Regions from separate parts of the Homo sapiens genome. Here all the other regions are linked to region 2. A link is a contact called in ENCODE Hi-C or POLR2A ChIA-PET data. All regions are on one chromosome and are shown on one strand. The core of a region is the stretch at or near the end of the contact, and the rest is flanking DNA. Distances in the headings are between cores, read along the strand shown. Region 1 holds the start of STAM2 (signal transducing adaptor molecule 2). Region 2 holds the start of EPC2 (enhancer of polycomb 2). Region 3 holds the start of ARL5A (ARF like GTPase 5A). Region 4 holds the start of QTMAN (queuosine-tRNA mannosyltransferase).

What was found. Hi-C counts contacts between places; a loop is a spot of excess contacts on that map. ChIA-PET counts read pairs that join two places held with the same protein, here RNA polymerase II (POLR2A). Pooled maps may share reads with other maps.
Region 1: a map of naive thymus-derived CD4-positive, alpha-beta T cell shows a loop between it and region 2 (19-fold over the local background). The contact joins the promoter of STAM2 here to the promoter of EPC2 in region 2. A Hi-C loop is called at or near these places in 2 of 168 maps with a recorded cell type or tissue (Right ventricle myocardium inferior and naive thymus-derived CD4-positive, alpha-beta T cell) and 10 of 50 pooled maps.
Region 3: a map of CD8-positive, alpha-beta T cell shows a loop between it and region 2 (15-fold over the local background). The contact joins the promoter of ARL5A here to the promoter of EPC2 in region 2. A Hi-C loop is called at or near these places in 5 of 168 maps with a recorded cell type or tissue (CD4-positive, alpha-beta memory T cell, CD8-positive, alpha-beta T cell, gastrocnemius medialis and 1 more), 1 of 37 single-sample maps with no recorded cell type and 15 of 50 pooled maps. POLR2A ChIA-PET finds 5 or more read pairs at or near these places in 1 of 52 experiments (GM12878).
Region 4: a map of naive thymus-derived CD4-positive, alpha-beta T cell shows a loop between it and region 2 (13-fold over the local background). The contact joins the promoter of QTMAN here to the promoter of EPC2 in region 2. A Hi-C loop is called at or near these places in 1 of 168 maps with a recorded cell type or tissue (naive thymus-derived CD4-positive, alpha-beta T cell) and 10 of 50 pooled maps. POLR2A ChIA-PET finds 5 or more read pairs at or near these places in 1 of 52 experiments (CD8-positive, alpha-beta memory T cell).

What each region holds. Positions count from the first base shown.
Region 1 is chr2:152,173,179-152,177,378 of GRCh38, reverse strand. STAM2 (signal transducing adaptor molecule 2) reads left to right here and starts at 1,616. Exons shown (of 14, transcript NM_005843.6): 1 at 1,616-1,776. The coding sequence starts at 1,737. It overlaps LOC105373689 (a long non-coding RNA gene), which reads right to left and starts at 1,846. Exons shown (of 3, transcript XR_923477.3): 1 at 822-1,846. RefSeq lists enhancers at 1,259-1,678, 1,155-1,678, 1,839-1,978, 2,029-2,078.
Region 2 is chr2:148,642,929-148,646,754 of GRCh38, reverse strand. It overlaps EPC2 (enhancer of polycomb 2), which reads right to left and starts at 2,004. Exons shown (of 14, transcript NM_015630.4): 1 at 1,585-2,004. The coding sequence starts at 1,737. RefSeq lists enhancers at 681-830, 1,427-1,931 and silencers at 921-1,010, 1,771-2,350.
Region 3 is chr2:151,826,849-151,831,139 of GRCh38, reverse strand. ARL5A (ARF like GTPase 5A) reads left to right here and starts at 2,719. Exons shown (of 6, transcript NM_012097.4): 1 at 2,719-3,009. The coding sequence starts at 2,964. RefSeq lists an enhancer at 2,394-2,443 and silencers at 2,494-3,003, 3,054-3,103.
Region 4 is chr2:144,330,127-144,334,398 of GRCh38, reverse strand. QTMAN (queuosine-tRNA mannosyltransferase) reads left to right here and starts at 1,887. Exons shown (of 12, transcript NM_001376312.2): 1 at 1,887-1,960. RefSeq lists an enhancer at 1,254-1,831 and a silencer at 1,613-2,212.

The DNA of each region.
Region 1 (4,200 bases), core at 367-2,866, 3.5 Mb before region 2:
TTCTTTTTTCGAGACAGAGTCTTGCTCTGTTGCCCAGGCTGGAGTGCAGTTGCCTGATCTTGGCTCACTGTAACCTCTGCCTCCTGGGCTCAAGTGATTCTCGTGCCTCAGCCTCCCAAGAAGTTGGCATTACAGGCTTGCGCCACCATGCCTGGCTAATTTTTGTATTTTTAGTAGAGACGGTTTTTCGCCATGTTAGCCAGTCTGGTCTTGAACTCCTGGCCTCAAGCAGTCTGCCCGCCTTGGCCTCCCAAAGTGCTGGGATTACATGCGTGAGCCACCATGCCCGGCCTCCCAATTTATCTTGAACATCCCTAGGTTCAACGTTCTATGAAAAACAGCCCCTTCTGCACGATTCCTTCTCATTTGTGCCCCGAACTTTATAAAATGCAACCACCTTTCTGAATGTGTATGAGCTCTCTATAGCATCAGGTCTTTATACTAGAGTTTGTAAAATGGTTTTGATTAATCTATTATTTAAAATGTTGGAGTAATTCTCAACATTTAAACATCATTGAAAAATTGCAAACTCTAGTAGGACCCACATTTCAATAAATGGCTGCAATTTACCAGTAGTTGACATCTTTAGATACGCACTGTTCAGTTAGAAAGTTACAGCTTCATTCGAAAAGCATTGAGCGTCTATTACTTGGGACACTGTTTTAGACGCTGGGGATATAGTAGTGACCAAAACTTATCAGGGAGTTTATAATCTAATGAGGAGGAGAGACAGGCAACATAATCATTACTACAGTTTTCTAAGAGGAACAGAGAATATGTGGGTGGGAAGGGTGCTTGGGCTTTTGCATTCATTTAAATACCTGGCTGGATGCTGTTGGAATTTGAGTTTATGACTCGTACTACCATCCGAATCGTCATACACCATCATGTACGTTATGCACTGCCCCTATAAAACTCTCAACAAGTCTAAGGCAGGGAGTGTGCCTCCTTCGCCTTTGGATTCCGGGGGCCCAGCAGTGTTTTTATGGAGGGGACACGATGGAAAGCGAAAAGTTAGGCGTAGTTACTTCGACCACCGCTGTCCCGGGTGGTTATTCTGACGGGGTTTGGACTGGGCGCCTGGGAGGGTGCAACACAATAATTGTTGAAGAGCAGTCAGGTCTTTCGCAGAATCTCAAAGCCACCTCCGCGCCGGCAGCTCCGTTTCTAGGGAAACAGGACTGTAACGCGTACGCGTCGTGGGTCCTCGTTCTCTAGCTACGAGTCCTGCCGCTCTGAAACAAACTAAATTCGTGACAAGAACTTGGCCCTCAGAGCCCGTCGTCCAACGCGAAAAACCACGGGTAACCGCGCCCCCTGCCGCGCCGCCGCTGGCACTGCAGCTTCCGGGGTCGTCCAGTTCCAGGCGGGACTACTTCCGGCTCCGAAGGTCCCCGGCTTCGTGGCTAGCCGGGGTCCTAGCGCTGGAAAGGTGGCCGTAGCGGCCGCCTGACCCCTACAAAAGTCTGGGACAGGGGCAGCGACAAAGGCCTTGGGAGGACGCCCATGGTCGGAGGGATCTCGCCCCGGGAGAAAAGTTGGGACAGGAGCGCGGGATCGAAGGGTGGACTCCGAGCCGGCCTGTCAGGCAAGAGCCGGGCAGGTGCGGTGGCGGAAGTGCAGGGACGGAGGCCGAAGCGGAGCGGTCTAGGGAGCCGCGGCCGCGGGTCACCCGGCGGGTAGCAGTTGCTGAGTGTCAGCTAGACAGCAGCGACTAGGGCTCGGGCGCCGGCGAGATGCCTTTGTTCACCGCCAACCCCTTCGAGCAAGACGTGGGTGAGTGCTGTGCCCGGTCCTGGACTGCTGTGTGCCTGGCCCTGGACTGCTGTTTGTCCGGCTAGAAAGTGGGCGGTAGCGACTCCGGGGACTAGGAAGCAAAGCGAAGGGAGGGGAGGGGCGGTGCCGCCCGCTCCTTCGACGTTGGGATTTTTCTGGGGCAACCTCGGCGCGTCGCTAGCGGTCTGGGGAGTGCTTCCTGCCGCCTGAGTTTGGGGACCCTCAAAGGGCCGTTCTCCTTGCCAAGCGTAGGATTTGGGAAGAGCCTAGGGCTCGCTGGAGACTGGACTGATTAAGTAGTTGTGGAGTTGGTGATTAAAAACTTCCTGCTCGTTCGACAGCTGGTTACCTCCGTCTTTGCCCCATCGTTTTCTGAAGATGATGCAGCAGTGGAGACCCTGCTGTCTAGAGAAGCCCAACACTAGACACTTGACACCTAGACAACCGCATTGAATAGGAAGAACTTACTTCCCCATTATTTATATTACTCATGCATTCAATCCCTGATAGGGTAGCTTTAAGATTTATTACAATTGTAAAGGTGTTGCTCTTCATCCCCGGATTGCAAAGATTGCGCGGGTGCTAGGAGATGTTCGGTTTTAGAGTATGAAAAGGAAATCTCCAGTCTCAAAACACTCCAGAACAACAAGTATTTTACATGTTGCAGTCATAAAGCGCTGGTCTCTCAGTGACTATAGAATGAGAAAAACATGGATAAGATATATACGAAATTATTTAGGAAATTTGAGTAACACTAAAACAAACTGAGAAATATATGTATGTATTCTCGAAAGTCTGGGTCTCACTATGTTGCCCAGGTGCGACTAGAATTCCTCCCACCTCAGCCTCCACCTCCGTTTCCCCTTCCCGAGTAGCTGGGACTACAGGTTTGTTTTTTGTTTGTTTTTGTAGCAGTAGTTAACAGAACCCTAGGTAAATTTTTAGAACTTGGAAATGGGGTTGGGGCGGGGAGACTCAGAAGAATACTGCACATCTCAGCAGTAATTCCCCTGTTTCATAGTTAACATTTGGTTATTAGGAGACTGTAGAAAGTGCCCTATTCTGATACGTTGTGTAATCCCCTAAGCCATTTTAAAAAACATGTTTGAGTCAAATAATATATGTAAATAGTTCAAATATGTATGTTCCTTACTTCATTAAACTTTTTTTTTGGTGGATGAATACAGGTGACTGGCGTAAATCTGGGAAACATCACTCTTAAGGCTCACTGTTTCCTTTTGGAACGCCTCATTGCAGTATTCTTTTGTTTGAATCATACAACCTTTGTGCAACCTGTACTTTTAAAAAATTGCTATTATGAACACTTTGATTCTGTTCTAATGAAATAAAACAGAAGGCGCAAAATAGAATTAGACAAATGATTTTAAAACTTAAAAACCGTGAATTCTTTTCTTCAATATAAATTTTTCTTGAAAGTTCATTGTTTTCTGATGGAAAAATTCTCTGGTACAAGTAGGCAGAGTTGCTCTGTCTGTTCTGTTCTAAACCTTTCCCTGCCTGGCTCCCGAGGCCCCAGCATTGGTTTAGTGGATCACAGTTTAGTCCTACAGTTGTAAAGGAGGCACTGCTGTTGAGATTAAAAAAACAAACAAACAAAAAAACTGTGTCTAGATTATTTTATGGCCAGTGCCATAAGCCAGAGCTTCAAGTAGTTACATATTAGCTTAAGCATGACTGAATTCAGAACCCCAAAGGCATTTTAAGGGTGAAAGAATGAATTTGAGGCCCTCCTGTAACTTCTGGACAAGAGAATGGAATTAGAAAAAGTAGAATGAAATACTAAAGAGCTCAAATTGGACTTGCACGTATATCATAGAAGAAAAATTATATATTACGTTTTTAATATCTTAAAACTTTTCATTTCAAATCGTTAATACAAAGCAAGGGTCAGGCGCAGCGGCTCACGCCTGTAATCCCAGCACTTTGGGAGGCCGAGGCGGGTAAATCACTGGAGGTCGGGAGTTTGAGACCAGCCTGACCAACATGGTGAAACCCCGTTTCTACCAAAATACAAAAAATTAGCCAGGCATGGTGGCGCGTGCCTGTAGTCCCTGCTACTGGGGAGGCTGAGGCAGGAGAATCACTTGAACCCGGGAGGCGGAGGTTGCAGTGAGCCAATATCTCGCCACTGCCCTCCAGCCTGGCGACAGAGCAAGACTCCGTCTCGAAAAAAAATATATATATATATGTATACATATATATATATATGTATATATATGTGTGTATATACGCCCACAGACACACACGCATACACAAAGCAAGTCATTATTTGACTTGAGATGTCTACAGGAAATGTTACTTTACATTGTCATTGTCTTTTTCACTTGTTCTCTTTGATTCAGTCAGATTTTTGTTACCCTTTTTTTTTTTTGGTCATTCCTTTGTTCACTCTTCATTCAGCAG
Region 2 (3,826 bases), core at 755-3,254:
TCTTTCTTTGGATCAAGACCCACAAAATAGCAAAAATATCCAAAGTTGTGCTTATTAGGGTTCAATGTAATTAACTATTGTATATAATATGATTTTATTTTAATTTTCCTTCCCATGGAAAACTGAGTCGTTAGAAACAAATTAAAAAAAAAAGTTCTCACATACAAAAAAAAAAGTTCTCACAGCTCTAAACCTTAGGGATAAATGCTGGGTTTTGATTATAAACATATTTATATATATGCACACACAAATATATATGTGTATGTGCGTGTATATATATCTATTACATATTTGTGTGTGTACACACACAGTTAAGTTCATCCCGATGCTACGGCCATATGCATTTTCTACTGAAAATGTAAGACTTTCAAGTAACTATACATCAAAGAGAAATGTGATTAAATAAGAGCAAAGTAGTATTAACAGGGTAACATAATGAGGTCAGAACTCAACCAGCCAATCGAAGGCATAAAAGCATTTCCTGCAATATTAATAGTCAAAAGAGAAAACCAATCACTGAAACCTCGAGCTTCCTTTTGACAGTCACTGAAGCAAGAGAACCAATCCACACACACCCGAGGTTGACAATAAGGCGGGACTGTAGGTTCATTGAAGAAATTCTTGAGGGTGCAGTTACTATGAACTTCGCACGCAAGTAACACCACTCGAGTCATAAACACTCTCTGTCAAGCCAGATGAAATCCAACCGTCTGCAAAATTTAACCCATCGGAGGAAAAGCAGCAATTTTCCCAAAAGGTGCTGTATTATCAAAATTACAACTGCCAATTTAGATGCACTAGGTCCTCAACTTCTAAGGACCACCTCGCAATGACAATTCTCGAGGACAACGCAACGCCGGCGGCTCGCTTCCGGGCATCCCCGGCTCCTCTCTAACGTTGCGCACGGAGCACGGCCGTCCAGGCGGAGCAGGCAGAGCCCGTCCGCCCCGCGCCCGGCTCGGGTCGGCAGAACTGGCCGGCGGGCGGCCCTCGGACGCTACGACCCGCTCGGTAGTCGTGGCCCCCGCCCTCCCCCGCCGCAGTGCTGCACCGCCTCATCCCGCTGCACCTTCGCGGGCGGGGGAGCCAGGATGATTACATTGCTGGGAGGAAGATGTTTGTTTTGAAAGCACCCTTCCACAGTCATTTCAAAGAGAACTCAATACAAAGCCAAAGTTAAAAGTGGAAAAAATAATAATCTTGCCTAGCCAAATAATACCACGCCATTAATTAGCCCCGCGCCTGAGAGAGGGAGGTGGAAAGGTAAACAGAGACCGTACGCCAAGAGCGGCCAGCGCATCCCCTGCGCCATTCCCGGCCGCCGCTTACGGCAAGGCCCCCTTACGGCAGCGTAAGCAGCGCTGCGAGCTAATCACAACACTGGGACGCAACAACATGGCGGCCGCGGGCGGGCGCTACGCCGGCCGAGAGGGTTTACGCTACTCCGCCGGCGTAGAGTCCCGTGCGTTAGAGCGGCAGCGGCGCCCTCCAGCGAGCGTAAAGCGCTCTGTGAATGGCGAGGCCCGACTGACAAAGGGGAGGGGGGAGGAGGGAAGGGGGGGTAATAAACACTCGAGTCCCTACCGATTCCTCCTCCTTCTCCATCCCGGTGGGCATCTGGGGCACGGCCCGGTTGATGGAGACGCAGTCGTTGAGATCAGGCATGTCCTTGCCGCGGTAGATAGGCAGCGGCTTGGCGGCGTCCAGCGCCCGCGCTCGGAAGGAGAGTTTACTCATTGTCTCCCCGCCTTACAGGAACAGCCCGGGCGGCGGCGGCGGGGCGGGCGGGGAGGGGGGGAGGACTCCCGCCGCCTCCTCCACCTCCTTCCTCAGTGCAGCGCGGCCGGCCCGCTCCTCCTCCTCCTCACTGCCCCCGGCCACAGCATGGGCGCCCACCCCGCCCGAAAACAGCCCCCCGCGCCCGCGGCCGCCTCCACACACTAGATCCGCCGCTCGCCCGCCCGATCCGCTCCCTGCGCCATGGCCAACATGGCGGACATTACCACAGCGGCGGCGAGCGATCCCGGCAGCCCGCGCGAGAGCGCGCCCCCGTCGCGGGAACGCGCCTCGCCCTCTCCCTCCCTCCCTCCTTCCTCTCCCTTCCCCTCCCTCGCCTGCCCACCCACTCTCTCCGCGGCGCTGCCGGCCCGCGGGAGCGTGCTCGGTCTCGGTCCGCTCCGGGGAGAGGGGGCGGGGGCGGCGCCCCTCCGCTCGCTGGCCGGTGCTTTCGCTGTGTGGCAGGTGCCAGGTGCGCAAGTTCGCCCGCGCCCGGGAGCGTGCGCCTCTCCCGCCGCCGCCCGGTCACCCCTCTCGCTGGGTGTCCCGGAGGAAGGCGCCGGGCAAAGACGGCTGCGCCGAGCAGCGCGTGTGTGCAGAAGTCCGGGAGCGGGAAGGGAAAATGTCGACCCGGACCCCACCAGCCATCACCCAAGCCTGTACTTGGACAGCGCTATCCCCAAGGCGCCCTGTGCGCAAGCTAATTCGCATCCTCCGAGGCGCACATCCCCGAGAGGTGCAAGAGGTCTCTCCCATCAGTCCCATCAGTCCGTTCGGAGGACTGGACCGCGCTGCTGGTGCCAGCCCTCTTCTACGCCCTCCCCTCCGTACCTGTCCGAAAGAGCTCTCCAAGGTGCAGCAGCGCGTTCATCCTCGCTTTGCAGTGAGGGTTCATGGTTTGAGGCTGCCAGATGCAACAAGTGAACTTAGGTTCCCTGTCACCCAAACTTCGGTACAGCTGTTTAGTGGATGGTAGGTATTTTTCTGAGTTCAAAAATAGTAGCTTTCCTAAAAGTTCAGCTTCTAAAAATTTAGCCAAGGCAGCACACATTTGCGAAGTAGCAGATGTGTGTCAAATGTGGGGTGCTGTGGAAGACTCGAAGAAATCTGAGAAAAGGTTCCTGCCTCAGAGAGCTTTCACCTTAATGGGATGCCAGGATGGCTGGAAAGATGAGTAACAGAGACGTAAATAGTTGAAGAAAATGACAGCTGGAAAGATAAGTGACAACCGAAAAAAAAGTGTAAATATTTTAAGAAAACAATACAAGAGATGACACAGGCAGTAAGTAGCACATGATTAATTACCAAACGAGATCTAGGCAATAATTGTGAGAGTTCAGAGAAAGGAAAGGAGGCATGACTGCAGCCTAAACTGGTTAGAGAAAGTTCTCAAGAGGAGGGAAAATCAAGGTGACTCAAATAAGTACTAGCTATTGTTGACATCAACCTGGTTTAGCCAAGAGGCTCTTGGTTAGTCTTTAAGCATTACACATTTCTCACAAAACCGTACAAAGAGAGTTTTTAACACATTTTACCATTTTCTAATAATCGATCATACTCTAACTCAGAGAAAGTCAGATGATTTCCTAAAGACCAACAGTGAAAAAATTGATTCCTACTGTCATTTCTATGTGACAATAAAACTATATCTCTTCCTCTATTACGTCCTTCTTCCCCTCCTCCACTTCCTCCCCTCCCCCTTTTTCCTCCTGTTCCTCTTCCCCTTTTCTCTCTGCAGTCTCCTCCTTTGAAGGCAGAATGGTGGATATAGTCTTCATGGTAGTGTCCAAATAGTCTAACCAGTCTGTCGCAGCAAAACTCCGAGTATTGTTTAGTGGGGCTTGAGTGTTTTTCATCCACTTTGTTGTTGGAAGCAATGGAGTTGCTGTGACTCATTTCTTGTAAGCAGTACCTTCCTCAAGCTTATGGGCATGTCCTGCTCTCTAAGTGCTACCCCTGGAACAGTTCCAATCCTCTGGAAGCAAGAACAAGAAGTTCTTGGGAGGGGGTCAGCACTGGGTTCAAGCCTGAAAGGGAAGAAAAAAGCAAT
Region 3 (4,291 bases), core at 1,470-3,969, 3.2 Mb before region 2:
AATAACTAGCCATGAACTTGGGGCAATCACTTAATGTCCCCATGCCTGGGTATTTCTGTAGAGTGATTTGCTTTTGGTTATGGATCACATTTTCCTGTTTCCTTGCACGTCTAGTGATTTTTTATTGGATTTAGGACAATGTAAAGTTTACATTGTTGATGACTTGATCTCATATTCCTTTAAAGAATGTTATACTTGTTTTGGCAGGCAATTGTGAATTAGTTTGGCCCTTTCAAGGTTTGGTTTTAAGCTCCTTTAGGATTGGTCTTGTGTAGGGCTTATTCTTAGGCCAGTTAGCTCCTCTTCTAAGGTCTCTGGTGGTGTCCACTCAACTATATCGAGTTTATCCAACCCACAGCCTGTGGGCTGCATGCAGCCCAGGATGGCTTTTTAAAAATTAATTAATTAATTAATTTATTTATTTATTTTTGAGATAGTCTTGTTCTGTCACCCAGGCTGGAGTGCAGCGGTTTGATCTTGGCTCAGTGCAATCTCCACCTCCTGGGTTCAAGCAATTCTCCTGCCTCAGCCTCCAGAGTAGCTGGGATTACAGGTTTGCGCCACCATGCCCGGCAAATTTTTGTAATTTTTGGTAGAGACGGGGTTTCATTGTGTTGGCCAGGCTGGTCTCGAACTCATGGCCTCTAGAGATCTGCCCACCTTGGCCTCCCAGTGTTGGGATTACAGGTGTGAGCCACTGCACCCGGCCCTAGGATGGTTTTGAATGTGGCCCAATACAAATTCGTAAACTTTCTTAAAACATTATGAGTATTTTTGTGATTTTACTTATTTTTTAGCTCATCAGCTATCAATAGTGTTAGCTTATGTTATGTGTGGCCCAAGACAATTCTTCTTCCAGTGTGGCCCAGGGAAGCTAAAAGATTGGACACCCCTGTCCTATATATTCAGTTCTCTTCACTCTGGCTGAAGGGAACTCAAATGATTCCTGACCCGTTGTAATCTCTGGGAATCATTTGCATTACAGTTTCCTGGTACTTATTTTTCCTCAGGAATTGTGACTGACCAGCCTCTTGGGGGTTCATACTGCACGAGCACAAATTGATATGCAGCCAAAGACTCAATGGCCCCTTAACAGGTTTCCAGAGCTTTTCTCTGTGTAGCTCCCTCCTTCCAGTTACTCTGCTTCACAAATTCTAGTCACCTTGATCTCTGGGAATGCTGATATGCGTCTTCAGTTCTAAGAGGTTTCCAGATTCTCATTTGGGTTCCCACTTCCTCCGTAGTTGACTGGGAATTGCTTTTAGGGATAAAGTCCAGGAAATGGTAAGACTCCACCTGTTCCTTTCTCTTTTGCAAAGAATCACAGTACTGTGATGTGTTTTTCAATATCTGAAATGTCGTTGCCTGTACTTTGTGCAGTTTTCTATTTGCTAATGGTAGGAGGATATATTCAAACCATCCTACTCTCTCATGCCTGAAGTCAGAAGTCTCTCCAATGACATTTTGCATTTCTCTGTAATCATAGATAAATTGGTCTTTAAACTCTCTGTCTCTGTCTCTCTCTCTCTCTTCTTTCTTCACTCGGAAAATAACCTGGGAGACCATTTCCTTGGGTAGATTGTAAAATATGAAGCTCCGCCATCACATAATGTGTATATGACATCCATTTCATAAGTTGACATCTGTGTGGGAGTCTGAAAAAGTCTTAGAGCTACCAAAGCATTACCTACGGTGTGCGAGAATGGAAATATTACAGAGTTAATGCAAATTGGTTATACAAACTACATTGTTCTTCTAAACAGTGTACAGAATATTAAGTAAATCCAGACATGATAATACATAAATTAATATGGATTACTATGATTTTCCTTCCCTTCATGTATGGCTCCTCTAAACTTTGGCTTTTTAACCATAAAGCCCCAAAAGAAGTCAACGAAATTACTTTTCTATATTTTGAGGTAAAATACTGGGTAGTTAGGAGAAGTGAGTTGGGAAGGTGCGGTTTATTGCTGATTTTGCTTAATTTCATTCAGCTGTTGGGGATGGGAGTGCAAAGCAGTTCAAATGGCTCCTACAAGTCTCCCAATTTTTCTTTATTTTCCTTTTTACTAAGGTTAACGAGAACAGAAAGGGATGGAGCTTTGGTGGCCACTAAAGGTTTTTAAACAGGGTAGTGACTTGATCAAAATCGTTGTTTTGGGCAATACTGACGTGAGAGTTAAGAGATTGGAGAGAAAAGAGCCCTGAAGTGCAAAAATGGCTTTAAGGTGACTATCTAGGTAAGGCCACTGACTTCAGCTGAGTGTCAGAGGGCAGCAGACTTTTCCCTCAAAGACCCACAGGGGACACAATGTCTTAAAGAGTCATGACGTGGAACTTTAAGTGTAGTGTATGTGAAGGGTTGGGGATGGACATGGGGTACTCAATTATATGTTTACATTATGGCGCAGTGGAGAAGATTCGAGGGAAATATAAATACTCGGGGACGCAACAGCAAGCAGTCGGAAGCCATCTGCCCCAACTTGCGGTCTTCACAGCCTCAGTCCCAGGGTAAAGTCCTGCGCCTTCCGCAGTCTTGGTTATGCAAATAAGCGAGGACAGGGCGGGCGCCCTTTCCTACGCTCCGCCCCTCTGGCCGCGCGCCTGCGCACTCACGTCCCTCCAGGCCCGCCCCTTCACTTCCCCCGCCCGCGTGGTCGTCGCCACCGCAGCCGCCCGAGAGGAGCTGGGGGAGGACGGTGGCCCGCGAGGCTCGTCGCAGACAACGCGGCGGCGATGTCCGCGAGCCAGGCGAGTGCCGCGGCGGCAGCGGCGGGGCCTTGCGCGCGGCAGGGCGGCCTGGGCTTCGGCCTCCCTCCGGTTCCCTGGAAGCGGGCCCGCGACCAGCGCGGGAGCAGCAGCAGAGGCGGAGGCTCCAGCGCGTCTCTCTCCTCCCCCTCAGCCTGAGCCGGGGGAAGCCAGGCGGCCCGGGTGTCTGGAGGGGGGGGGTCCGCTGCCCGAGAATGGGAATTCTCTTCACTAGAATATGGAGACTGTTCAATCACCAGGGTGAGGAGCTCGGTCCGCGGGCGTACGGGTTGGGGAGAGGGTCAGCTCGGGCCGGCTAGGTGGGGGTCTCCGAATACTTCGGAATGTGGGCGGCTCGGTCGGGCGCCAGCTCAGCGCGGGGTGCAGGCTGCGCGGATACGGGCCCGGGACGGTTCGGTCCCGGCTCCCGAGCTTGGGGATGGTTCCTGACTCGCAGCCCTTTGTCTTAGGAGACCTTCCTAAGAAGTCTTTTCCGTAATAGACCCATTGCTCCGATTTCGAATGAGAGTGGTAAAGGTTTCTTGCCCTAGGTCCGACGTCCCTGAGTAGCACGGCCTGGCCTGTCTTTCAGCCCTTTCTTTGCTCACCAGTTGTGTTTGGACACCACATAGAAGTGCTGGGGTCTTCTGGAATGAAGGTTATAGATTGCTGCCCTAACCGCACCACTGAGCGACCGAGGGTTGCAGAATGCGGAAAACGGGAGGAATCGCTCGACTTGTCCATTACACCTCTGGTTTATGAGCCTGCCCTCCACTGCCACCCGTCTTTGTGTGTGTTGGGGGCAGGGGGGGTTCTTCTGCCTCCTGAATAGAGATGGACTTCTCTCCATTTGTTTTACTTATTATATCTGTGTTTAAGGTTAAGCTTAAGGTCATTTTTCTACTCGTGTGGGTTATTAGACACAGTTTTTGTTTGTTTTGCTGGGTTAAAAATGTTAAAGTGTTTCACTGAAAGTTTTAAAAACATACCATATGAAACATTTGTTAACCATAGGTAACTAGCAAGTTACTAAGTGTAAAGTGTGTTATATAGGGATGCTTAAGTTCAGCCAACTTCAGACATGGCCATGAAATACCTATCAGGCTTGTTAAAATTTGTTACAAAATGACTAAAACTGGGGAAAGAGAATACAATTTTAACCCAAAGACTGGATACTTATTAAGATACAGTGGTGTACTTTTGTTTCTTTTTAACTCAAGTTGGGTGGTTCATCATTCCGCTGTCAGGAACTTAGTTTGTGTTTTTCTGTTGTGTAAGCTGATGGTGTCACGTCCCAGTTTTCCAATAAAGACTTACGTGAATGGTGGCATCTATTATGTACACCTACTACTACCACCTCCTCCTTCATGATCTAGCTGCTCTTTTAAGAAGCTTAGGGGAAGCAAGCAGAACTAGAACTTGTGATCCCTAATGTATCTTTTACGCACACACACACACACACAGATGTGTAGGTCACGTGATACCGAAAGAAAGGGCAGTATCAATTTTTCTGATAAGAGGATTTTTCATAAAGTAGAGAAAA
Region 4 (4,272 bases), core at 638-3,137, 4.3 Mb after region 2:
ATTATAAAATTATGTAATTCTATTTTTAAAACAATGAAATGGCAGCCATAAACTTTAGGATTTTTCAGATATTGTGGTTCGATTTAGAATTTTTCCATTTTACAATGGGTTTATCTGGATGTAACCCCATGGTAAGTTGAGCAGCTTCTTATGACTTATGATGGGGTTATGGTTTCTACTGAATGCACATACATTTCATACCATCCTAAAGTTGAAAATATTGGAAGTCGAGGACCATCTGCTGTGTTGCTAGCATTAAATGCAATTTTGGCTTACAATATTTTTAACCTACATTGTGTTTATTGGGAAGTAACCCCATCGTAAGTGGAGAAGCATTTTGTATTTTATTCTGTGTAATAGGATTTACTAGTTTCATGTGTAGTCAGAACACTCACTTTCAGGTTTTGGCATTTACTCTTTTCTGTTTCTCAATTTGTGTGAAAGTGGATGGACAGATGGTTTATTAGGCTTTCAAATGCTTACAATGCTGTTGTTCAATTCAACAATGGTTTTAAACTTTGAATGTCCACACAGAGCTGGATTTTGTTTGGAACGGAAGATAGTTTCGACGCTTCAATTTAAGGATAAGAATGTTTACTCACATAACTTAAAGCAACTTGTGGATATAAGTACAAAGACCTAATCGATTTCCTTTATTTTGGTATGTTTCCTAATTCATTTCCACATCACAGCCTAACTCTTCCGAGTTGCAGTTTTAAAAATGAAGTTACTTAATAAACCAGACATCCAGTTATATTTGCATGTTTTGCCTTCACCAGAGTCATTTAACCTACAACCTCCTTCCAGATACAAAAACCTTTACTTTAGAAAGGATCCTTTACTTCATAAAGGAATTTAACGAAGGGACACATTCCTCACTTTACAGTCAAGAACACCTGGGACTTCCTGGTACTCTTTCTACTATGTATTCTATAAATAAAAGAGCTAAAGTGAAATTAGGTCGCAGCGAAAAAACATCCAACATTTGTGAATTTTAAGCCCCAACAGAAAATCCCATTCCTTGAAATTCAAGTGGCAATGAGAATATTATTGCATAAGGAAAATATAGATGGAACTATGCAAGTCAAATGATGGTCTCCACTGCTGTCGCTTTGCTTTGTGATTTTTAATTACTCAATGTGACTCTCCTCGTGTAAATGGGACCGCGAATATGCAATTATTGAATACTCAAACTGCATCAGAAGTGTGTGGAGTAGTCAGAACCGAAAGGACGGGAAAAATGGAGATAAAGGAAAGCATGAGCCTTGCCAGGAGGGAATCGAGGAGGTCCAGAAGGAGGGATATTAAGAGGCATTGGCAAAGCAGCTGTGGAGGAGCTCCGGGCTGCAGAGCAGGTAGAGGTGTCGGCAAGGGAGCCAGGAACCCGCACAGGGGCCCTGAGGCTCTAGTAGGCCGGGGAGTGGACCAGGAAAGGAGATGCAACGGGCCGGCTGGAAAACTGCACGGGGAATCCGAGGTCGACCTAATGAACAGCACAGACCTTCCAGAAGGAAAGAGAAGGTGACTATGCGAGCTTAGAACAGGACTAGGAGGTTGGGGAAAGAGTACGAAAAAGCTGAAAGGGCGGACAGGGTGCTGACGAGATGGGAAAGGGCGCACAGGGAGGTGGGGAGCAGTGCGAGGCCGGGGGACAGTGGGCAGGTGCGAGGAGCCGAGCCCGCGGGCTGGGGCGGAGCGATTCGCGCGGGCGGGAGCGCCGCTGACTCAGGGACCTCGCGCCAGCGGAGTCCGGGCGGCGCAGAGAGGCGGAGCCTCGATTGCGCGGGCGGGCCGAGGGGCGGGACCAGCGCCTGACGCGCCCGGAGGCCGAGGCGGCCGCGGGCCGGGAGGGGCGGCGGCATCCGCGGCGGCCGCGGGGGAGGGGCACGGCGTCAGCGCGTCGCCGGCTGGGCCGCGCCGGTGGCCAGGAGGGAGAGACAAGGAGGAGGAGGAGGAGGAGGTGAGTAGGCTCCGGGCTGGGGAGCCGCGCGGGCCAGCGGGGAGGCGGGGAGCGCGGCCCCTCCCCTCCCCTCCCCGGCGCCCGCCTCGCGGGGCCGCGCTGCGCGGAGATCCCAGAGGGGCAGCAGCGGCGGCTGCGGCGCGGGGAGCCGGGGGCGGGGGGTGTGGGGGAGGCGGAGCTGAGAGCCGCGCGCTTCCCGGGCGCACGCGCTGCGCTCCCTGCGCCGCCGTCCGCACCGCGCTCGGAATGGGGCGTCACGCCGTGGCATTTTGTGCCTTCTGCAAACTGGTCGTGTTCGAATTGCGTTTTTTTGGTGCCTACATGTCGTGCGTGCTGGTTTTCTGCGGCCCGGCGCTCCGCTTCTTCCTCGCGCAGGCTGAGAGGACGGGTGGGGGCACGTCGCCCTCGCGCGGGAGAAGGGAGGCCGGGCGTCCGGGTTGGCCTGAGTTGGCTGGGGTGCTTCGCCGACCACCAGGCTGCCCGGCGCTTGGCCCCTTGCAGTGCGAGCCCCAGGCCTTCCTGACGGAAAGCTTCGCTTCTGGCTCCTAGTCGCCCTCAGTTACCAGACCTCCCCAGCGCCCCACTCCTCTCTGCCAGCCGAGTGTGAAGACCCTCACTGTGCCCCCCACCCCGGAATCCCTCGTCTGAGGATTAAGCACATAACTTCCCATTTTCATCGGGATCCAGACAATCCCATTCTGTCCAGGTGGAAAGATTCTCTGAATTTAAGTCTTGGGAATGCAGCAGCGAAATTTAACCTTTAGTCCCGAAGTAGTTTTTTTGCCTTCTCTCGCACATACAACTTTTAGAGTCTTCTGACAACTGTGCTGCTTTAGGTTATCTTGAGATTCTTAAGTTAATGCCTTGAGGCCGTGTGATGGGAGTTTCAAAGAGAAGGCTTTTACAGCTTTTCTTCCACCTGTATCGCAGTTTGAAATGGAAAACGTGAGTTGATGATGATTTTCCATACGAGATGGATTTCAGTTTGCAGCCCCGGCTGCCGTGGCTCACTTGGTTATTTGGTGCCTACCCCTGAAGTTGATTTTAAAGCTTAAAATAGTGGTTAGGTAAAGGAGCTGCTGAAAAAGAAGTTCAGTACAATTCAATAGAGCCATTCTATTGGCTTCTATTAACGTGTTTAACCTTAAGCTTTAACCATGACAGGAGTTTCATGTAGGAACCCACATACCAAGTGAAATATTGAATTTTAATTAGTGCGTTCCAGGTCTGACTTGGATTAGATTCTTCTCGGCTCCCACTCCCTTTTGGTATACATTTTCCTTAGGGTCCTGTACTGTATTTAATGAAACAGTTTTAGTATTGAGGATTAGAGGAGTACCTCTTGAATCACGAAACTTTCTTTGACATGCTTGAAAACAATGAATAGGTAAAATCTGAAGCATGATACTTGCAATAAGGTAGGAAATAGTAAATTTTTTAACATCACCAGTTTGCAAAGGTTAAGATGGCTTCTTTAGTCTTGATTTGAAAATTGTGTTGGCATTTTAATCTTATGCATCACAGAAATACAGAATTTTCGATGTTTAAGGAACATTAACAGTATAATCCAATCCCATTATTTTATAGAGAAATTAAGAATCGAAGACAGTTTCTTGATGAGATTTAGCAGGAGCTGAATAGAACTAGTAGTCTTCATTAACTAAACACTTAACTAGGTAATTCAGACCTCTTGTACTAAAGTTTGTTTGATTATGGTACTAAAGTTTGTTTGATTATGGTATCTTAAAAAGCCAAGTAATTAAATGAAATTTTTTTCCTTAATTTATGATTTGGACCCATTAGATTAAAATGCCATGAATTGTACATAGTTAGGAAGTATTTACATTCTGTGAGTTTAAACATTACTTTCCAGTGTTTTTGAATTAGCAATTATCTTGCGCTTCAAGAATCGATTCATATTTTTGATTCGGATAGCCTACGTCACTTCCAGCAGATTGGTATTTTAAGAGTCTTAGAGTTATGGTGTATATAAACCGTGGTTTAGTCATGTGTCATTTAATGACAGGTATGTTCTGAGAAATGTGTACTTGTGGGAGCATCATAGAATGTACTCACACAAACCTACATGGTATAGCCTACTTCACACCTAGGCTATATGGTATATAGCTTATTAGTCCTGGGCTACATCCCTGTTCAGCATGTTACCGTACTGAATACTGTGCCTAAACACACCTAAACTTAGAAAGGGTACAGTAAAAATACGGTATTATAATCTTATGGGACCACAGTTGTATATTCGATGTTTTGTTGACTGAAATGTCATGTGATGCATGACTATCACTTAGGAAGGG